2 separate regions of the Homo sapiens genome follow, and region 1 is linked to region 2. A link is a contact called in ENCODE Hi-C or POLR2A ChIA-PET data. All regions are on one chromosome and are shown on one strand. The core of a region is the stretch at or near the end of the contact, and the rest is flanking DNA. Distances in the headings are between cores, read along the strand shown. Region 1 has its middle 14 kb from the start of NDRG4. Region 2 holds the start of CFAP263 (cilia and flagella associated protein 263).

Region 1 (6,042 bases), core at 3,463-5,962, 240 kb after region 2:
CTCAGCTAATTTTTGAATTTTTAGTAGAGACAGGGTTTCGCCATGTTGGCCAGGCTGGTCTCGAACTCCTGGCTTCAAGTGATCCACCTGCCTTGGCCTCCCAAAGTGCTGGGATTACAGGTGTGAGCCACCGTGCCCAGCCCCCCAGTGTATTTTCAAACACCCCCACCATCTCCTACCACTGCTGAATTTGTTCTCCCGATTCAGCAATTGCTTTTTTCTGTAGGATGTATAACTACTACTGATCAATTTAAGCATTTATGGGATAGTTCCAGGAATGATCACAGTCATGGCTTCTATTTTTAACCCTAATAATCAGAGGGTTCGCCTGGCCGGGGTCTCAGCATGGAATCACAGTTACAGAAGCATAGTGGGAGGGGCCTGCTGGCTGCATGGTGGGAGCTGAGTGCTCCTGTTTGCCTTTAAAAAAAAAAGAAGAAGGAGAAAAGGAGAAAAAACACAAATCAGCAACCAGAAGTAATTAAACTGAAATGCAATTCCTCTTAAGGAATCCATGCCACTAACACAGCGCAGGAGCCCATTTCCACACTCCCCGGTGCTCTTTTGCCCTTGAGGGGCCTCTTACATGTCTCTGTCCCCCAGCCAAAGGGGCTGTTTCCTCTCCCTCATCCCCTGTACCATCCCTCCCCTATGTACATCAGCTTAGCCCCTCTGCGTGCAGCTATGAATCTATCCTCTAACAGAAACAAGAGGAAAAACACAAAAAACTCCAAAGTTATCTTAAATCGGCAGGGAAAGGCAAGGAACACACTGATCACCTATGTGATTTTTGTTCCATTCAAATATGTACAAAAATCTTTCATTTAAAAGGCATTTTAGGCTGGGCATGGTGGCTTACGCCAGTAATCCCAGTGCTTTGGGAGGCTGAGGTAGGAGGATTGCTTGAGCCCAGGAGTTTGCGACCAGCCTGGCCAACATAGTAAGACCCCATCTCTACAAAAAATGAAAAGAAAAAATAGTCGGGCTCTGGTGGCACACACCTGTGGTCCCAGCTACTTGGGAGGCTGAGGTGGGAGGATCACTTGAGTCCAGGAGTTCGAGGCTGCTGTGAGCCATGATTGTGCCACTGCACTCCAGCCTAGAGTTTGCTTAGAGCAGAGCCAGGGTTTGTTTTGACCAAGACCCTGTCTCTGAACAAACAAAAAAGGTCATTTTTACACTTTGGGAGGCTAAGGCAGGTGGATCACCTGAGGTCAAGAGTTCAAGACCAACCTGACCAACATGGTAAAACCTCATTTCTACTAAAAATACAAAAAAAATTAGCCAGGCGTGGTGGCAGGTGCCTGTAATCCCAACTACTTGGGAGGATGAAGCAGGAGAATCACTTGAACCCAGGAGGCAGAGGCTGCAGTGAGCTGAGATCGCGCCACTGCACTCCAGCCTGGGCGACAGAGTAAGAATCCGTCTAAAAAAAAATTTATATATTTATTGTTTCTATTGTACCTCAGACTTCTCTGAGGTGGGCAACATGCTCTCATATTGCAAATAAGTGAGGCTTTGAGTGATTTGCTCAAAATAAAGCAAGCTGTTGAATGATAGAGGAGAAATGCCAGCCTGGTTGCAGTGGCTCCAGGCCTTACCCCTGAGAAGTAGAAGCATTTGGATTTATCCCAGGCCCATTTGGTGTGTACAGCTTCTGTCTGCCCAGGCCCAGGTCCCTGCACACGCGTCTCCTGGGAGAGCTCTTGTCTGCACCAGGAGCTGGGCAGGGCGGCTCCTGTCCCTTTAGGGAATAAGAGATCAAGAAGTGGAAAAGCATGATGGAAGGGAAAGAGCCATTGCTGGCCACTTCATAGACCCTGGCGTTCGCCCACCTCTGTGCTACTTAACTCCTTGGAGACCTTAGCCAGGCTTCATTAGTAGGACTCTCATTTTCTTATAACTTATCACACAGCTTCTTAAAAAAAATCATAACTTACTTTTTTTTTTTTTTTTTTTGATGGAGTCTCGCTTTGTCCCCAGGCTGGAGTACAGTGGCGCAATCTCGGCTCACTGCAAGCTCTGCCTCCCAGGTTCACGCCATTCTCCTGCCTCAGCCTCCCGAGTAGCTGGGACTACAGGCACCCACCACCATGCCCAGCTAATTTTTTTGTATTTTTAGTAGAGACGGGGTTTCACCAGGTTAGCCAGACTGGTCTCTTAACTCCTGACCTCGTGATCCACCTGCCTTGGCCTCCCAAAGTGCTGAGATTACAGGCATGAGCCACCACGCCCGGCCCATAACTTTCTTTAGAAGAAACTTCTCTGCCACCGTGCTGTGGAAATGTCTGCTCTGGCGTCTTTCTTGTGGAGCCCCACAACTCCAGCCAAGCCCTGGACTGTCTGTTTTTCATGGGCTGAGACATTCCCGGTTCTCTGGATGATGAGGTCTCTCTCTGCCCCCTTCCCCGCCACCACCTCCGTCACAGGCCATCTGTCCCTGCACTGCCCACTCTCAGCCCTTTTAATAGCATGGGCCTTGGGGAGGATGGTGTCCAGGGTGGTTTCATAACAGGCCGGGGGAGGGGGGCTACAGGGATACCCCAGGGCTACTAAGGGGTTTAATTGAGATGGGTGTTCAGGAAGGCAGGTGGCTAAAATGTCCTGATGCGGAAGAGTTTTCCAAGGAGGGGACCCCTCTTTCAGCTCTCCCAGCCCCCACACCCTGGATGGATGGGTGAGTGTGCACACATCTGAAAGGATGGAAATGGGAGCGGGAGAGCCTTGAGGATGCCTTTCTAAAAATACAGCCCATCTGCATTGTGTTAGCTGGTTTCCTCGGAAACCACTGGGAGCCGGGACTCCAGCATGGCACGTGCACAGGGACCCAGGCCTGCTTTTTCATTTATTGTAACAGGAATTTTCCCATTATATTAAATAATATTTTATTATTGACACACAGTTTATCTTGTACCCTATTGATGGACATTTTCTTCCAATTTTTTTCTGTGTTATAAATGGCACTGTGGTAAGAATTCTTATAGATAAATTATTTGTTGCCATCTCTGGTTTCCTTAGGCAATTTCTCCACGGGAGAGGATTGCTGAGTCTGAGAGTATGAACCTTTTAAATAGTTTTAATTCATTTGTAAAACTGCCCTCCAGAAAGATATGTCCATTTATATACTTACAAGCCATATAAGAAGGTGCCTGTTTCAGTGCACCTTCGCTAGCGGTGTAAACTTTGCCAATGCCATTGGCAAAAAAAGAAAGAGCTATCCATTCATTCATTCATTTGAGACACGGTCTTGCTCTGTCACTCAGGCTGGAGTGCAGTGGTGCAATCATAGCTCCCTGTAGCCTTGAACTCCTGGTCTCAAGTGATCCTCCCACCTCAGCCTCCTGAGTAGCTGGGACCACAGGCTCTCACCACCACACCCAGCTACTTTATTTTTTTCGTAGAGATGGGGCCTTGCTATGTTGTCCAGGTTGGTCCTGAACCTCTGGGCTCAAGCACTCCTCCGGCCTCAGCCTCTCAAAATGCTGGGATTATAGGCATGAGCCACTGTGCCTGGCCAAAAAAAAAAAAAGTATCTTAATTTAAATTTCTTTGACTTCTAGTGAGCTTGAATATTTTTCCATGTATGTACTGGCCAATTTAAATTCTTTTATGAATTTCTAGATTATGTCCTTGGCTAGTTTTTCTCTTGGTGCATTCTGACCTCTGCCATCCTGAAGTTGAGGGATGGTGGTGCCATTCCTAGAGGAATTGTGGGGTCCTGGGACCCTCTGTCTTCCTTCCCTCACCACTGGCTCCTACACACACACACACACACACACACACACACACACACACACACACACACACGCCTGCATGTATGACCCATTCTTCCTCTGAGGTTCAGAAACCCCTGGGGTTTCCCAGCAATTAGGGCCCGGGCCCACCCTCTGGCAGCTGAGCAGCCCCTGTGTATCACCCCTCCCTGTTGGTGGCCTGAACTGAGACCTGCACCCCCTCTTTCAACATCACTCGGCCTGCCACACCACCAGGGCCTCTACTCCCACCCACCCCTCCCTGGCCCATCTTCACAGAGGCTTGTCCTGGGAGCCCTCTGGGGAGCTCTCAGCTCTGTTCCTCTCCAGTCTCTCTATCCTCCAGAACCCCACTGTCCCCTTCAGACACCAGAGGCCCTCGGCAGGGGACTTCTGTCTGCGTCTGACCCTGTGTTTGGCCTCCCTGCACGTGCCCTTCTGTTTCTCAATAAAGGCAGAATGTTGCATGTAATTGTTTTAGGAATCATGACGTTGCTTTTCTGTTTTATTTGGAAACGTTTTAATTTTTAAGAGCAAATAATAGGCTGGGCATGGTGGCTCACACCTGAAATCTCAACACTTTGGGAGACCAAGACGGGTGGATCACTTGAGGTCAGGAGTTTGAGACCAGGCTGACCACCATGGTGAAACCCCGTCTTTACTAAAAAACACAAAAATTAGCAAGGTGGTGGTGTGCACCTGTAATCCCAGCTACTTGGGAGGCTGAGGAAGGAGAATCACTTGAACTCAGGAGGCGAAGGTTGCAGCGAGCCAAGATTACGCCACTGCACTCCAGCCTGGGTGACAGAGTGAGACTCCGTGTAAAAAAAAAAAAAAGAAAAACGGAAAAACAAATACTATAATGGTATCCCCCAAGCCAGACAGGCGGGTCTTGCAGACGGAGGCCTGGGGGCCCTAAGTGCCTGAGTGGGCTGCGCTTGGGGGCCAGGGGGACAGTGCATCTGGTTTCCGCGCTCCCGCCCCAGCCCCGACTTGCGCTGTCCTTCTCCGCCCGGGCGTCCCCGCCGCAGCAGGCCTCAACCTCGCCCTCCCTCCCTAGGCCTCCTGCTCCACGACGTGACCATGGCCGGGCTGCAGGAGCTGCGATTCCCTGAGGAGAAGCCGCTGCTCCGGGGCCAGGACGCCACCGAGCTGGTGAGTTGGAGTCGCGCCTTTGAGGTCTTAGGGCCGAGCGCGCCACCTCGTGGCCAAGAGGGAGACCGCGTGCCTTTCCTGCAGCCGACCCTCCCTAGGGCCAGCCACACCGAGAAGCCCTGTCCCTGCCTGTGGGGGGAGTTCCGGCAGGCCTGAGTGCCACCCAGACCCAGCCAGCCTCACGGTGGCTTCAGCCGTCTTTGAGGCTAAAGGCGCCACAGGAGAGTTATCCCGGCTTTAATGACGAGAAAACCGAGGCACAGAGAGGTGAACCCAGTTGGCCAAGGTCACACAGCTAGTGGGGAATGAGGCCATATCAACCCCTGTTTCTGGACAGCCCAGGAGCCCCAAGTGCTGGCTCCAGCAGGGCATGCTGCTCCTCCGTCTGTGCGCTCTTTTCCTTATCTGCCTCCCAAGCCTCTGCGGCACCTGGGCAAGTCTAACCAACAGTGCCACCCGGGGCAGTGGGACAGAGGCATCACAGGTTATGATTTTGTCCCAAAGACCCCTCCGTCAAGGGACAAGGCATTAGAGGCCAGAGTGACTTTCATGCCACCCTTTTTTGTTGTGACAACACCCTGTCCACCTTCCCTTTCCCTCCCTCCCAGTGCCGTCATACTGGTGACTGTGACACAAACCACTTTCAAAAAGTGTGGGTTCCCTGCTTGTTGGATTCTGAGGCATCAGGGCTGGGGTCCCTGCAAGTTATGCTGCCCGGACCCCCTTCTTTTACAGATGGGGAGGCCAGGAGCCCAGCCCCTCAAATCTGCAGGGCACTGTAGTCTGCCCTGCCCTGCCTCCCCAGCCTCCCATCACCAGGAGGGGAGCCCAGGAGCTACTGAGCAGCCAGGATTGGAACTGTGCAGCCAGCCAGGGATCCAGGGATCCAACCACATGAGGTTGCAGTCCTGCCCCCAGGAAGAGTACAGTGTTATCTTCCAGACAGAACCTTGAGTTAACTGATAAGGCCTGGCTTATCCGAGGGCAGCCACGGATAAGCTGCCCTGGTGGGGTGGTGACTGCACATTTTTCAAGCCCTTTATTCTAAGTTTACTTGCTCCCTGGTCTGAGCCTCCATCAGCTGCTACCCCAGGATGCTTGCAGAAGCCTCCTTGCTGGTCTTTTTGCTTCTGCC
Region 2 (6,955 bases), core at 1,331-3,830:
AAAGGAGAGGAAGCTGGAGTAGACAAGGACAGCCTCCCACTGTGATGACATCTGGGAGAGGACGGAGTGAGGGCCAGGGAGCAGGCATCCCAGATCAAAGCACGGCGCTAACAAAGTTCCAGCCAGCCTGATCGGGAGTCTTTGAGTCCATGATGCCAATTAGGCCAGGTACAGTGGCTAATGCCTGTGATCCCAACACTTTGAGAGGCTAAGGCAGGAGGAGCGCTGAAGGGTAGAGTTCCAGACTAACATGGGCAACATAGCGAGACCCCCATTTCTACAGAAAAACAAAAAACAAAAAACAAAACAAAACAAAAAACAGAGAGAGAAAGAAAAAAAAAAATTAGCCAGGCATGGTGGCATGCATCTGTAGTCCCAGCAACTCTGGAAGGTGAGGTAGGAAGATTGATTGAGCCCAGGAATTCAAGGCTGCATTGATCTATGATCGTGCCACTGCACCGCACTCCAGCCTGGGCAGCAGAGTGTGATCCTGTCTCAAAAAAGTAAAAATAAACTCTCCCTTCCAAAAAAAAAAAAGAACAGAGTTTCCAATTAGATGTGTCCCCTGGGGCCATTTCTCTCTCCACACAAAATAGATGACCAGCCACACCACCACTCACAACTCTGCCAGTTGGGAAGCTTTCCCTCTCTACTGTCTTTCACTACCTTTCGTGAAGTGGTTGTAATGCAGCCACTGTCCATTTTTGGCTTCCAAGCCAGCCCATCTGTAAACTGAGCTCAAGCCTTTGCCTTCTCTTCCAGGTGGTCATGAACTCCCCAAGCCCCTGCAAATATAGTGATAAATTTGAGCTGGGGGAGGGATCCTGGTGCAAATGTGGTGGGTGCCATGTTGGTCTGGGCTACCTGCTCATGCAGCTTACTCATGCTTTCTGGTCCTGCTGGAGCCCAATGCTGGATTAACCATTTCCATTTGCAATGGACTGAGGCTGGGCCTGTCCTGCTTAATAACTCAGCTGGTAGAGGGCAGGACTGGATGCATGGTCACTTGGTACCCCATATATCCAGCGTTCTGTCTCTACCAGGGTATAGTAACAGGCCAGGAGTTATTTCTCAAAAGACACGTAATTCTCTGCTGTGGATTGTATGGTCTTGTTTCAGAATCCTGGGTCCTTTATTGTGATTCTCCTGCTGGGTCTTGCTTTAAGATTCCTGCTGCATCTTTTTTCACCACTGACACCCCCAATGCCATAGAGTCTGTTGTATCACACAGCCCAGTTGGCAGGGCTGTTTGCATCATAGCCTCGAATTGCTACAGAGCCCATTCTTGCTCTGGGTTCACTTGGAGCTGGCATCTATTTATGTCACCTGGGGATAGCATCCATTTGTGTCACCTTGTATATGGACATATTAAGTATTGCTAAATGTGGTCTGCATTGTCCCTAGAACCTAAAGAGGCCTACCACCAGAGAGAAGGTGGTAGGGCTCCAGCTCTCTGCTGTCATCTCCAGTGATTCTATTCTGGCCCCAACCTTGTGCACCCTGAGCAGCAAAACAAAAACCCTCCCTCAGATCCAGGGAGTGCCTGTCAATGCTAATGCATGCCCCTTGCAGGGGAAGGGGGCTGACCCGCTCCCCAAGCACTTCATCACAGCTTGCTTTCTAAGCACATCCAGAGTTCACCCTCCCTAGGAGAAGTCTCCCCGTCCTGCCCTCTGTCCTCTTTCATCCCCATGGGGAGCAGAGAGAGAGCTCCTGTGTTGCCTCCCTGATCCTTACCATGTCCCACATCAGCGTAGAAGTTAACAGCATGGACTTTGGGTTCCACCGGAGCTTGATTCCATTCTTGAGTGGAATGGAACCTAAGCTACTCCATTCCTTGGTTTTCTGATCTGTAAGATGACGGCAATAATACCAACTGTACCAGATTGTTTTGAGGATTTAAGGAGATGACTACGATGCACAGTGTGACGCATGATGTTGCTGTCATCACCCCAGGTTCCAGCGGCTTGTTTAGAGGCTGTTTCACTCATTTAATTGGAAGCTCCTTGAAGATCAGAATGGTCTTTTCCAGACATTCCCCCTAGGATACTAAGGACACAGTAGATATTCAGTAACTATTTAGGGATGTCTCTTGAATGTATACCCATTTTTATCAGCCACGTTTTTTTCCTTCCAGAAATGCAGGATGTTAATATCTGAGAGGAGCTGCTGTTAGCATGTAGGAAGCACCAGGTGGTGAACAGAGCAGGGGCCTCCCAGTGGGACAGGGGAAGAAGGACACTATGATAAATCGTGTTAATTTTCTAGGCCCCAGTTTCCTTATTGGGAGAATGGAGAGATTGATAGATACCATTACAAGGTTGTGGCGAAGGTTTTCATAAACTATGCTTAACACGCTGCCAAGGACACAGTAAGGGCTGAGAAACAGCAGCTGCTATTATTACTATCAATTTAAGAGTTATTGTTAAAGAAGTGAAACTGAACGCGCTTAGGTGTGCGCTCAAAGCCAGCAACCTGGCTGGGTCCGCACGGAGACAGGCGGGGCAGCGCGGGGAGGGGCCACCGGAAGCCCCACCCCTTTCCTCGCGTCCGGTCGCCCGGGCAACGCGCCACCGCGTCGCAGCCGGAGTGACGCGTGGCCGCCGGCACCCGGAGCTCCTGGGCACACGGCATTGGCAGGGGCCGCTTCGGCAGAGTGATGACTGATGATGAGTCCGAGAGCGTCCTCTCCGACTCCCATGAAGGGTCGGAGCTGGAGCTGCCTGTTATCCAGCTGTGCGGGCTGGTGGAGGAGCTCAGGTACCGCCGCCCGCGCCTGGGGGCCGCCCCTCTTCCTCCTAGGCCCTCCTCTCCGGGCGGCCTCGGACTTGGGGACCAGCATGGAGAAGATCCAAGCCCTCACTGAGCACTGGGGAGACTTTTCCTCTTTACTCCTTACTCCACCACCACTGAGCCAACAAGCTGTTGGTGGAGCTAGAACGGGGTGGTAGGGCGAGGGGATGGGGCCGGTGGTGAGAAGCCCAGAGGGTAATTGGGGAAGTGAGGGTTTCAGCCGGAGGAGTCTCTCTCATGCCAGACGGTGTGCTTAGCCGATCCACAATTCTACAGCAGCAATTTGGACCAGGTGACTTCTAAGCCCTTTTCTGATGCTAAGATTCTATGATAAGGCTGGGCGCGGTGGCTCACGCCTGTAATCTCAGCACTTTAGGAGGCCGAGGCGGACGGATCGCTTGAGGTCAGGAGTTCGAGACCAGCCTGGCCAACATGGTGAAACCCCGTATCTACTAAAGATACAAAAATTAGCCAGGCGTGGTGGCGCGTGCCTGTAATCCCATCTACTCTGGAGGCTGAGGCAGGAGAATCACTTGAACTTGGGAGGCGGAGGTTGCAGTGAGCCGAGATTGTGCCACTGCACCCCAGCCTGGGCAACAGAGAGGGACTAAGTCTCAAAAAAAAAAAAAAAAAAAATTATATGATAAAACTAACACGGCAGCAGAATAGAAAGCAAGCTATTGAGATGGTTTTAGTATGAGGCAATGTGTGCCTGAACCTGGATATAAGCATGGAGATGGACAGTAAAGAATGGCCCGATAGTCTGCGTTTATTTTGTTTTATTTTATTTTGCAGTCTGCTTTATATATTCTACTATAGCAAGTAAATTGGATATAAAGATTCCATGATGTAGTTAAGATTAGTTGTACAACTTACTGGTCTTGCACAGAATATCCTAGCTCTAGCAGCTGAATAGATGTTACTTCTATACATCTACAAATACTTTAGGTCAGAACTGAGGTATTATTACTAACAGCTCTCATTTTTGAGTGTTTCTATGTACCATGCATTTACATATATGATCTTATATGATGACACTGCAACCCTAGGAAGTGGGTAAGGAAACAAAGACGCAGAGGTGAAGTCACTTCCCTAAGTTCACACAGTCAGTGGTAGTGCTGGGATTCAAACTCAGGTGTGACTCCACAGACTACATACACCTGGAGCATGCTCTATGCTGAAAAAGCAAGCTACTTTGATAGATTGTGTTTTCCATTCAGCTTTTTCCACTAGTTTGTTTTGTTTTGTTTTGTTTTTGATACGGAATCTCACTCGCTCTGTCGCCCAGGCTGAAGTACAATGGCATGATCTCGGCTCACTGCAACCTCTGCTTCCCAGGTTCAAGTGATTCTCCTGCCTCAGACCCCTGAATAGCTGGGATTACAGGCACCTGCCACCACACCCAGCTAATTCTTGTACTTTTAGTAGAGATGGGGTTTCACAATGTTGATCAGGCTGGTCTCGAACTCCTGACCTCAGGTGATCCACCTGCCTCGGCTTCCCAAAGTGCTGGGATTACAGGTGTGAGCCACCACACCTGGCCCCACTAGTCTTAAAATTCAGCCAAACAGGAATTATTAAAAGTAATAGCAAAAACTGCAATTACTTTTGTACCAACCTAATAGATTAATAACACATGAAAACATCAAAGCTGTTCTCTCTCTCATATACATATACATACATATGTGTGTGTAACACACACACACATACACACGTATGAGAAGTTAAGAAGTTAAAAAGGTTATAACCTTGGCATATACAGGATAAACTAGGTATGTTATCTCTTCCTCTGTTCAAAGTTTTCCAGAGTTTATGATAAACTTCTGGTTGATACTTTTCATCTATTGGGTACTGAAAATAAAAGAACTGAAAAACAAACCAAAGGAAACATCTGAAGATTGTGGGTGTGTTTAACTTCAAGAATATAGTAATTCAGGTTGGGCACAGTGGCTATTATTGCCTATAATCTCAGCACTTTGGGAAACCAAGGTGGGAGGATCACTTTAGGCCAGGAGTTCATGGCCAGCCTTGACAACATAGCAAGATACCACCTCTACAAAAAAAATTATAAATTAGCCAGGCATGGCATTGTGCACCTGCAGTCCTAGCTACTTGGGAGGCTGAGGCAGGAGGATTGCTTGATCCCAGGAGTTCCAGGTTACAGTGAGTGCAACAGAGTAAGACCCTGTCTCTTAAACAAATAAAATATATATATGTATATATATAATATATAGTAATTCAGAAATAATCTCCCACATGGGTTCAATGATACTTGAAGATGAAACCTATGAGAATTTTCAATGTAATACTAGTGTTCTGAATTTTGTGGCTCATTAAACATATTAATAAAAATATCAAATATATAGCACTTACTATGTGTCAGGCACTGTGCCAGAGGCTTTGTCTTCCTTATTGGAACCCTAAAAGTTAAGTGCTATTCTTAATACCCATTTTATAGGTGAGGAAACTAAGGCACCAAGGGGCTAACGGGTTTTGCAGGTCTACTAGTTATTAAACACTAGTTATTTGAGGTTTAAACTCTTATTACTAGAACTTACTCAGGTACCCTGTCTTGCAGCTATGTAAACTCTGCTCTCAAAACTGAGACTGAGATGTTTGAGAAATATTACGCTAAACTGGAGCCCAGGGATCAGCGACCTCCACGATTATCAGAAATTAAAATATCAGCAGCAGATTATGCACAGGTACACAATGGAGATCTAGATCATTCTTTTATTGTTTGTCACCTTAAATGCAAGTGGTATTTGTTTATCTGCCTTTGGTGCGCCCTCTGTGGCCAATTGACCATGGGACCTTCTCCCTGTTTTACTTTTGATTTTTCTTTGCCCTCTAGGGTTTCTCTTTCAAGTGACTGTGAAAGAAACTGGGTTCAGTTAATAGTGGATTGACTCTCCCAGCATATCTTAGTTTACTTGAAAGAATTCCCTTTGGCTAGGTGCAGTGGCTTAGGCCTGTCCCAGTGCTTTGGGAGGCTAAGGTGGGAGGATCACATGAGACCAGGAGTTCGAGACCTTCCTGGGCAATATTGCAAGACCCCATCTTTACAAAAGAAAATTCTTAAATTAGCCAGATGTGGTGATATGCACCTGTAGTTTTAGCTACTTGGGAGGCTGAGGTGGGAGGATTGCTTGAGCCCAGGAGTTTGAGGCTGCAGTGAGCTATGATCACACTGCTACACTCCAGCCTGGGCAACAGAGCAAGACTCTGTCTCAAAAAAATTAAAAAAAAAAAAGAATTCATTTAAATTGAGGGACTCAACTGTTTACAAGGCCCAGCCAGCCACCTAAATGAGGAAAGTGGGCCTAGCACAGGCCCTTGTCTCAAAGGGGTTATCTGTATAGGCTTATCCTTTGAGGGCCAAGCAAACCCATATGTACCCTGGACCACCCGCTTCTGACCTTTGCCTTAAATGCATAGAAAGTCCAAGATGTTTGTTTGTCTGTTTTGCTGAACACAGTCCCCCACGGATGCAGTTTCTTTCCTGTGTTCAGCTCAGGAAGTACCTCTGAGCTTTCCCCTGTCTTTGACTTGAATGCTAGTCTATAGCAGGTTCACAGCCTTTCCACCTTCAAGACGTTTACCCTTATTTATTTTCACTTCATTGTCAAACATAGGCCTTTGAAGTATTTAGTGCAGGGGCTTAGGATGACTTGAGAAATAAATGTCAGCTCAGGCCTAATATCCAGCATCCTTTTACCATGAATTTGTTCTCCCTGGCTGTCACTCTGGGGAACTTCTAGCAGGTCAGAGGATCATTCTGATGCCTATCTTGGGCTGGTTCATTACCAATTCCTCTTTGACAATGGCTTTGTTTCTCTTGGGTTGCAGTTTCGAGGCAGGCGTAGATCCAAATCCCGGACAGGTATGGACCGTGGGGTAGGCCTGACTGCCGACCAAAAACTTGAGCTGGTACAAAAAGAGGTTGCGGACATGAAGGATGACTTACGACACACAAGGGCAAATGCGGAACGCGACCTGCAGCATCACGAGGTACACCTTCCTGCCAGCGCAGCCTGTCCTGCCCAGGCTCCCCACCTCTACCCCACTGAGAGGTATCTAGAGTGGGTTCATGTGATTGTTGGGGCTTTGGAAGAAACACAGGTAGGATGAAGCGAATCCAGGGCCTATCTTCAAGGAACTT

What was found. A loop is a pair of places that touch in the nucleus more often than their neighbours do. ChIA-PET counts read pairs that join two places held with the same protein, here RNA polymerase II (POLR2A). Pooled maps may share reads with other maps.
Region 1: a loop to region 2 is called in a pooled map, with 1.9 times the contacts of the local background. The contact joins the enhancer-like site here to the promoter of CFAP263 in region 2. A Hi-C loop is called at or near these places in 4 of 37 single-sample maps with no recorded cell type and 5 of 50 pooled maps. POLR2A ChIA-PET finds 5 or more read pairs at or near these places in 3 of 52 experiments (HEK293, OCI-LY7 and activated CD4-positive, alpha-beta T cell).

What each region holds. Positions count from the first base shown.
Region 1 is chr16:58,482,944-58,488,985 of GRCh38, forward strand. It overlaps a transcript of NDRG4 not described here. Among named protein-coding and RNA genes, the nearest start is that of NDRG4, 14 kb to the right of the region's middle. RefSeq lists a silencer at 4,628-4,979 and an enhancer at 4,889-5,048. Within about 2 kb of position 4,713, at least 5 of the 41 ENCODE cell types and tissues checked have a DNase peak (open chromatin) inside an H3K27ac peak, as active enhancers do.
Region 2 is chr16:58,247,356-58,254,310 of GRCh38, forward strand. It overlaps CFAP263 (cilia and flagella associated protein 263), which reads left to right and starts at 2,581. Exons shown (of 9, transcript NM_014157.4): 1 at 2,581-2,760; 2 at 5,372-5,498; 3 at 6,643-6,804. The coding sequence starts at 2,660. It overlaps LOC105371293 (a long non-coding RNA gene), which reads right to left and starts at 2,504. Exons shown (of 4, transcript XR_933630.2): 1 at 2,312-2,504; 2 at 1,738-2,049. RefSeq lists a silencer at 2,412-2,891.